Regions from separate parts of the Homo sapiens genome. Here region 2 is linked to region 1. The links are chromatin contacts, found by Hi-C in ENCODE. All regions are on one chromosome and are shown on one strand. Each heading gives the region's core, a stretch centred on a gene start or an enhancer-like site at or near the end of the contact. The rest is flanking DNA. Distances are from core to core; before and after follow the strand shown.

Region 1 (4,716 bases), core at 1,308-3,807:
GTCCACACACAAAATTTGTGAAGCCATGGTAAGAGTACAAAGGGAGGCCCTCATACTATACATATAAATACATGAATGTTACAATCGAGTACCAAACTGTTAAATAAAACATATCCTCCCCTCTTACTTGGAGATATGGCTTCATAATAATCTGGAGGGCCCACTCCCACCTCATCCCATCTCTGATGAATACCACTATTCTTCAGCCTCTCTGAAGCATAGGGATGCACATACCACAACTGTGGTTTACCCTCTGAAGGATGAACCCAGGGGAGAGATCCAAGCAAGCCCTAGAAGCAGTAAGTTTAGGAGTCCACCAGCTCCAGATAGGCATAACCGTCTGGCCTGCCAACTCCTCACCAGGGAAGAATGCAGCCGAGGAAAGAATGGCATGGTGCCTAGGGCTGGCCACATTGGTCCTGGGGCCATGAGTAGGGCCCACGGACTGCCAGCAGTACCTACACATGCACGTTGCCCCCAGAAACAACCTGCTTGCCCCCAGAAGCAGACCTCATCAGGCTTCTGGACTCTATTGTTTACTCCAAGAAGAAGAATCTAATGAGATGTTGCCTTGAGAGCCACTATGACTCAGTCTCCAAGGCCTCCTCACATCCTGAAGACTAGCCCAGTGGGGATAGGAAACCGGGAGCTAAAAAGCTTCGCCAATTTGGACGAGCTTCTGAGGCAGCAGCTCTCAGCCTAGATCACATCCTAGATGTGAGAGAACTCCAGGGCTGGAATTCTCTGAAGCTTTATCCTCGGGCAAGCAGTTACATCGGGAACATTTAATAATGAGTGCTGAGGCCACACGCGGTGGCTCACGCCTGTAATCCCAGCACTTTGAGAGGCCGAAGCGGGCAGATCACGAGGTCAGGAGACCGAGAACATCCTAGCTAACAGGATGAAACCCCGTCTCTACTAAAAACACAAAAAAAAATTAGCCGGGCATGGTTGCGGGCGCCTGTACTCCCAGCTACTCGGGAGGCTGAGGCGGGACAAGGGCGTGAACACGGGAGGCGGAGCTTGCAGTGAGCAGAGGTGGCGCCACTACACTCCAGCCTGGTCAACAGAGCGAGACTCCGTCTCAAAAAATAAATAAATAAATAAATAAATAAATAAATAAATAAATAAATAGTGCTGAAGATGAAAGAAAAATTTTCCGTCTGTCATCCATAAAAAAACAAATTTTGATCAGCCATGCTAGGTTAAATATTGAATTATCTTTCTATTTTCTATGGAGAATATTACAATGTATTGCCATAGGAAGAGCCAACCAAAGAATATGCTGCCATAAATGTACAAATAATTATGATAGAGGAGTGATAGACAGACACTGTTTCAATTTTATCTTTAAAAGATACCCAGGAAGAAAAAAAATACAAACCACAACAGTTGTTGGCCAACCCACTCCCACAGTTTCTGTATAACAATTATTAATACTTTGTGAGCATTTACTGTGTTCCAAGTATTATTCTACTTGCTTTATATAGATTATCACATGTAATCCTCATTATCCCCATTTCAGAGATGGGGCGTGGAGTAGTTAAATAATGTTCCAGAAGGCATCCATCTAGTACTTGTTGGAGCCAGGATTTGAGCCCATACATCTGTTTCTCCAGAACCCACACTCTTAACTCCACTGAGACTATCTATCTTCTTGGATCCCCATTAGGCATGAAAATAAAAAGCTGTATCCTAGTCCCAACTACTAGTCATACAATCTTGGGCTACTATATTTAAACTCTCTGTTATTGTTTATAAAGTAGGAACAACAATAATAACTCCCTCATAGGGCTGTTCTAAGGACTAAAGGAAAGCTACAAAAGTGCCTAGTGTAATGATAGTGTAATGCTAGATATTATATAAGTATAGGTCCCTCTCTTTCCTCTTTTCTTCTTTTTTTTTATTATTTGGCTACTTGGCTACTTGAGCTGCTTTCTTTTCACTATTTGAACATGCAATTCACAGTAATAATATTGGTTTCCCTTTTGGCATATTTACTAATTAAATATTTCCATCTTCCTATCTTAGAACTTCCATTTCTACTGTAATCACCAGGTTGCTCATTTTGTTTGTTTTTGTAAAGCACCATAAATCTTTCCTTTTAGGAAAAGGCAGGATGTAACTTACAAATTATGTAAATGAAAGTACAAGGTTCTGTGGGCCATCATAACTCTGTCATCACTCCTGGAAATGGTCTTGCAAAGCACATGTCTGTCAAGTCAGCAGTTCTGTTTTGACGCAGAAGGACATTTATTTCATCTGGACAGCCTTCTACTTTCTCTAACTACAAACTTCCAAATTTTGTGGGTGGGTCAGAAATATGCTGTGTGAAGTAAATGTGCTGGCCCAGATCTGGAGGATCGATTTCCTCCCTTGAAGAGAACAAGCCATTTTATTCCTTGCTTAAAGTGGCCAAGAGAAAGACCCTTCTACAGGGACCAAAAAAAAAAATCAACTACTCTTTACAATCAGGCAGGTCGAGTGAACCAGAACTCAGATTTCCTGCTCTGCAGCTGTGTCTCCATTCATTGAGCAAATGCGGGAGCTTCTTCCTCTTACCACTGGGCAAGAATGCAATTTTTTTTCCTAACAGAAAGAAAATCCCCTCTGACAGTTCCACCCACTAGAGATTACTCTGGTGCTGGCCCAAGCTATTTGCATCATAGCTGCACCCTCCAGGCCCCAGTTGCATCACAGAGAAGCGGAAGCCCCGGAGGGATACTATCTCTGCCAGTTTCTCTAGGTTGCAATTAATTTTAAAAGTGAAACCAACCATATGCTTCCTTTACTTAGCACATTCCTGGGACACTGCAGCTACTTGCTGGATAAGCCAAGCAAAGGAAGCAAAAAAGCCTTGGGCTCAGAAGGCGTAGACAGCTTCCTCCTTTTGGCATTCAGGGAGCCCAGTTCCACTCTCAAACCTTTGTTAATCTGCCTTTAATTCCCCGAACTGCCTGTTCTCTAGTGGTCCGATGAGCTCCCAGCTCCTTAATACCCAAATAAGGAGATCAGGGCTGGTTCCTGCTTCAGCAGAGACTGAGAGGCCTAGAGTAAATGGACTCGGAATTAAGTACTCAGGTGACCTCCGGACTTTGAACCTGACATGTCCCTGCTGGGGAAGGGTTGTCAAGGCACTGAAAGACTACACTCATTCTGAGTCTATAAACTGAGCATCTGTGACTACGGGCAATGTTTAGAATTGTCAGAGGCTGGCTCTTGGCCTCTCTCTCCACCACTTCCTTCTCAGAAACTCAGAGCACCCTAAGAACTTTTGCTGCTTCTTGGTCCCCAGGATTCCTACGCCCTCACTCATTTCCCTGCCTCCCCCAGATATCATTCCGTTAAGCAATTCCTTGTTAACAAACAATTGCTGGCTTTGCATTTCTCTTTCCTCCAAAATCGCCGAGGCCTCTACTTACTGCTAAAAAAGAGGACTCTGTATAATTTTTAAATGAAGAGTGTTGTTTTTACCTAAATCAATCTGGCCTGGTATATGACAACAACAACAAAAGAACTCAAGGATAGAGCCAAAAAACTCGCCAACCAAGCAAGTAATTATGCTGAACCCCCTTGGGCACTCTCTAATTAGATGTTCTGGGCCCTCCCGATTCTTAGTTCTTTAATACCTGTTTTTCTCCTTCTCTTATTCGGACCTTGTGTCTTCCATTTAGTTTTTCAATTCATACAAAACCGCATCCAGGCCATCACTAATCATTCCATACGACAAATGCTCCTTCTAACAACCCCACAATATCGCCCCTTACCACAAAATCTTCTTCAGCTTAATATCTCCCACTCTAGGTTCCCACGCCGCCCCTAATCCTGCTCGAAGCAGCCCTGAGAAATATTGCCCATTATCTCTCCATACAACCCCCGAAAAATTTTCACTGCCCCAACTCTTCAATACTATTTTATGTTATTTTTCTTATTGATATAAAAAGACAGGAATGTCAGGCCTCTGGGCCCAAGCTAAGCCAACATATCCCCTGTGACCTGCAAGTATACATCCAGATGGCCTGAAACAAGTGAAGAATCACAAAAGTGAAAATGGCAGGTTACTGCCTTAACTGATGACATTCCACCATTGGGATTTGTTCCTGCACCACCTTAACTGAGAGATTAACCTTGTGAAATTCCTTCTGGCTCAGAAGCTCCCCAACTGAGCACCTTGTGACTCCCACCCCTGCCCGCAAGAGAAAAACCCCCTTTGACTGTAATTTTCCACTACCCGCCAAAATCCTATAAAACGACCCCACCCCATCTCCCTTCACTGACTCTCTTTTCGGACTCAGCCCGCCTGCACCCAGGTGAAATAAACAGGCTTGTTGCTCACACAAAGCCTGATTGGTGGTCTGTTCACACGGACGCATGTGACAATCCTGACTTCTTTTATTCTGCTGATGCTGCACCCCTTGACACTTACAACACTCCGGTGCCTTACATATTGTGAATTAAATAGAATTTAAGGTATTCGACAGTCTATTATCTCATTTTCCTGTACTGCCCTAATTCCTCCCTCATTTTCCAATATGCTTTCTTCTACATAATGAGATCTCAACCTGGATGCCCTCCTTGGGAAGATCACAAACATTGTTGACTCCATGCTGCATTGCCAACCCTGACCCCCGTGACAGCCACGCTCTTCCCCTTACTCTGCCCTTAACATCCATATCATTCTGACCCTACAGGACCTCAACCACTACCCACTCCCCT
Region 2 (4,716 bases), core at 1,103-3,602, 190 kb before region 1:
AGAATATTTGACTTGAGACATGAATGACCAAAGTGGGGCCAGGCATGTGAAAATAGTGGAAGGATCCCTCCAGGCAAAGAGAACAGCAAATGCAAAAGCCCTACGGTAAGAAGACTGAGTTGTTGAGGAGCATCAAGGCCATGGTGACCAAAGCCTAGTGAATATGAAAGGGGAACGTGGTAGCTGAGGAAGTAGGAACCCGCATAAGGACCAGATTATGAAGACTCTTGTAAGTTTTAGAAATTCATTTAACTTTTATCTCAAGTGCAATTTGAAGTCATTGGATATTTCTAAGGAAGGAAGTGGTGGGAAGGAATTTTCTTTAAAAAAAAAAAAAACCTTTTGGCTTCTGTATAGCAAGTGGATTGGAAGGAAGGAGGAAAGTGAAACCTAGGAGATGTGATAGTAGACTATTGCTGAACACCAACACATGAAAATAAAATAAACCAAAATACCCTCATGAACACGTTAGCCAATTGTTAACAAGGTCTACCATCATACTGAACTCATAGAATAAATAAATATATTTTGATCATTTAAAAGTGTCTAGGACTCAAGCTAAACTCTTTGTTCTTTCCGTGAACTGTGCTCTGTTTATTTGGCTCCCATGTAATAAAATTACGAACTCTGTGTACACGTTCATATTTTGGAAGATGAGAAAGAGAGCCACTCACTGTCTGTGGAAGGAGTAATGTTCAAATAGGAATGTGTATACTCCCAAGTGCTGATCAACTGAAAGAAAATCCAGGGACACAGAGGAGACAAAAGAGGTTAGTGGGAAACCCAGCAAAAGGAGACTCAATGGTCATAGCCCCTTCTGCCCTCTGCTGCTTATGCTGCCAATATTGCTACAGTTGTTTAGCCTAAAGGTGGCTTCTGTGTTTTGCCCCAACATCAGCTTCAGATCCTCTGCCTTTCTCCTAGAGGTTCTGTACTATCTGGTTGGCTTTGAGCTTCACAATAGAAGGCATAAACTGCTATCTCATGGATACCAGAGCAGGGGCTCTCAAGCTTTAGCATGTATTAGAATGACCTGAAAAACTTATTAAAACACAGATTGCTAGACTCCATCCCAGAGTTTTGTGAGGTGGGGCCTAAGAATCTGCATTTCTACATATTCCAAGGTGCTGATGTTGTCACAGGTCTGAGAACTATGCTTTGAAAATCACTGATCTACAGAAATGGAGTGACAGTGAGAAATGGGCAGTCATGATCAAAGTACACTCCTGCTTGCTATACTTGTACAATGCTTACTAAATATAAAACCAAGTTAACTTGAACATCAAAGGCATCTTAAATGGGGCACATGCCAAAAGGAGGAATTACAGCTGAAAAGTTGGAATATAGGGAAAGTCAATTCCACCTTCTGCTTGAAGATGGTATCAGGTCTAGGAACGTGGGGTTCTGGGATAATCCCATGGAATCAAATCTTATGTGATGTTCTGCTTCATTTTGATTGCAATCACTAGCTTTCTTTACCCTGAGGCTAGTTCTTCAGTTCCCAGTATGGCACACAGTGGGCTGAGTGGAAGGGACAAAGGTGAACTTCTCAGGGTTACTGTTGGTATTCATCACCAGCCTAAGAACAGAAAAACACAGCCAGGAAGAGAAACTCAGGTGAAACTGGACAGCCAGAGCAGAAGTGGCTCCTAGATAGTGGCTCTAGAAAGTAAGGTATTTTTAAATGTTTGGGGGGATTTATATATTAAAAAAATAGAATTTAAGAAGTCATTAATTAGGTTTTGGTCTTGATGTAGGTTGCTTAAGAAGAAAAAATCAGTTTCATTTAGAGGCCTGTTTTGGAGATTGGTTCTTACCTTGTTGGAATAGAGATAGCAGACTTGGGCCGGGCGTGGTGGCTCACCCCTGTAATCCCAGCACTTTGGGAGGCTGAGGCAGGCAGGTAGCTAGGTCAGGAGCTCGAGACCATCCAGGCCAACACGGTGAAACCCCGTCTCTACTAAAAAAAATACAAAAAAATTAGCTGGGTGTGGTGGCGGTCGCCTGTAGTCCCAGCTACTCTACTCAGGAGAATGGCGTGAACCCGGGAGGCGGAGCTTGCAGTCAGCCAATATCGCGCCACTGCATTCCAGCCTGGGCAACAGAGCGAGACTCTATCTCAAAAAAAAAAAAAAAAAAGAGAGAGAGATAGCAGTCTTGGCCTATGGACTGGATTCTTGTTTCGCTTGTGATATCACTTTTTCCAGTCACTGATTTGGAATATTTGCGTTTTTTAACTTCTCTTTGTCAGATCTCAGGCTGCCTGGGAGGTTGAGGGTAGGGGTAGAAGAGGGATTACAAAAACCTGGCAGCCTCCATGGACTCACACTATGGGTACACATTAGAAATACACCAGGGAATGGAAGATGAGTCACAGCCATGCTGAGTCATGCTGGCCAGATAACTATCAGAAGGATTTCCTGTTTGCCTGCGAGGGACACAGATGATAAATTATTTTTCCTCTTATTTAACCCATTTGTGTTAATAATAACGTCATAGATGGTGTATCCCTTGGTCCATTATCAGAACTCTCTTAGTTTAGTCTTCCAAATATAGAAGGAACAATGGGACACAGGGTCCTGAAGTGAGTCTGTGCCTTATTCGGTAAATTTGATGCAAGCATCTTTGCCTTTAAGTGCAGAGAATGTCAGTCTTCTCACACGGAATGGGGAAGGCTGCTTTGTGTACTTCCCCTGACACTACAGCATCCAGATGGCCAGTCATCTGGGAAGAGGAGAGCAGAGTTACAAAGGAGACAGAGTCAATGATAAGTTCAGAGGCCTAGGAAAGTTTATTTAACCATAATTGTCATCACTGAGTGAACAGGCAAAGAACCCGCATTAAGTCTTGCTCAATTTCTAGAAGCAGATTCCCAAACGTGGATGTGCCTATGCATCCATCTCCTGCGATGCTCGTGATCAAGGTAAATTCCTTGCTTCTATGCATAGTCCTGGAAGCTGATTTTTTAAAAGACTCCCTTCCTCAGTAATTTTGATCCACTTTGGAAAACATTGCCTTGGATGACATCCTCTTCTGGGCCTAGTCATTGAACATGTTGAAAATTGTAATGTCTGCAACATGGAAATGTACAGCTAAAATTTACACTAGAAATGACTTGTATGTATGGTAGAGGATAAAAGTGGGGATGAGAAGAAAAGAGAAGAGGAGCACATTAGGATCAACAATTTTAAGGTACTGAAGAATGTGAGCATTCTGTAAGCCACAAATTACCATGCTATGAAGCTTCAAATTGCACTTATGCCACTGGCCAACATATACATTCATCATTTGTCCTGCTCTATCATGGAAAGAATGGATAATTTACACTGCTCTTGATTTTTTAAATGAGATTCACATACCATAAAAATCACTATTTTAAAATGTACAGTTCAACAGTTTTCAGTATATTCACATAACTGCAGATATCACTATCTAATTCCAGAATATTTTCATCACTCTCAAAAGAAATCTATGCTTGAATAATCCATTTCCTATTCTCCCCTCCAACCTCTAGCAACCACTAATTTACTTCCTGTCTCCATGATTTGCCTATTACGAAAATGCTGTATAAATAGTATCATGGAAATGCTGTATAAATATGTGTGCTTTTGTGACTGGTTGCTTTCACTTAGCATAATGTTCTCAAGGATCATTCATGTTGCAACCTGTGTTAGTACTTCATTCCTTTTCTGAGAGTAAGTTATATTCCATTGTATAGATATACCACATTTTTATTTATCCATTAACCAGCTGATGGACACTTGAGTTGTTTCTACTTTTTGGCTATTCTGGGTAATGCTGCTATGAGTGTGTGCACATTTTTAGTGAATATATGATTTCATTTCTCTTGAGTATATACTAAGAGTAGAATTGCTTGACAATATGGCAATTCTATTGTTTTCTTCATATAACCAAAGGAATTCTTCATAAAGTTGCTGCCCCTATACTGCCAGAGTCTATTTCTCTTGGATGGCATTCAACAGGAATCACATTTTCATACTTCTTCCAGCTAGGATCTTGAAAAATTAAAGCAGCATCTGAATAATATGTGAAATATCATAAAATACCATAAAATAACTTACAGATCTGCTGTTGATACTCCTCATTATTATCTTTCTTTATTCCTTAGAAACCAAATCCTTCACACACACACGCGCGCATGTGCATACACACACATCACAGACTGGCAAGAAGGTATTTCCTCCTTGTATGCTTTATTCTCTTTTAAAAAAACAATGCTAGTTCTTAAGAATGGAGATTTTATTTCTCAGATATTCTTACTAAAAATGAACAGATTTAAAAACAGGTTAAGTTCTGAGAGAGTATGTTAAAGTTCTCCAGAGAAACAGAACAATGTGTGTGTATGCATGCACATGCATGCGTGTGTGTGTGCATGCATGTGCACACATGTGCACATGTACATGTGTAGAGAGAGAGAGGTCGTAAGAGAGATGAGGAATATGCAATTATGAAGGATGTGAAGTCTCAAGATCTTCAGGTGGCAATCTGGAGACCCAAGAGAGATAATGTTTCAGTCCGGGTTTCCAGCCCAAAGGCCGGAAAAGACCAAGTTCATAGTAGTTCATAGCAGTCAAGGAAGTGGAATTCCCCTCTACTCACAGGAAGGTCAGCCTTCTTATTCTAGTAGGCCTTCAGCTGAGTGGCTGAGGCCCACCCACTTCAGGGAAGGCAATCCTCTTTACTCAGTCTATCAAT

The links. Hi-C counts contacts between places; a loop is a spot of excess contacts on that map. Pooled maps may share reads with other maps.
Region 2: a map of gastrocnemius medialis shows a loop between it and region 1 (2.2-fold over the local background). The contact joins two enhancer-like sites. A Hi-C loop is called at or near these places in 4 of 168 maps with a recorded cell type or tissue (PC-9, cardiac septum, endothelial cell of umbilical vein and 1 more) and 9 of 50 pooled maps.

What each region holds. Positions count from the first base shown.
Region 1 is chr1:173,120,479-173,125,194 of GRCh38, forward strand. No RefSeq gene overlaps it. Among named protein-coding and RNA genes, the nearest start is that of TNFSF18, 72 kb to the left of the region's middle. RefSeq lists an enhancer at 2,200-2,765 and a silencer at 2,792-3,086. Within about 2 kb of position 2,558, at least 28 of the 41 ENCODE cell types and tissues checked have a DNase peak (open chromatin) inside an H3K27ac peak, as active enhancers do; they include endothelial cell of umbilical vein and gastrocnemius medialis, where a contact is called at or near this core.
Region 2 is chr1:172,931,684-172,936,399 of GRCh38, forward strand. No RefSeq gene overlaps it. Among named protein-coding and RNA genes, the nearest start is that of TNFSF18, 120 kb to the right of the region's middle. Within about 2 kb of position 2,353, at least 23 of the 41 ENCODE cell types and tissues checked have a DNase peak (open chromatin) inside an H3K27ac peak, as active enhancers do; they include endothelial cell of umbilical vein and gastrocnemius medialis, where a contact is called at or near this core.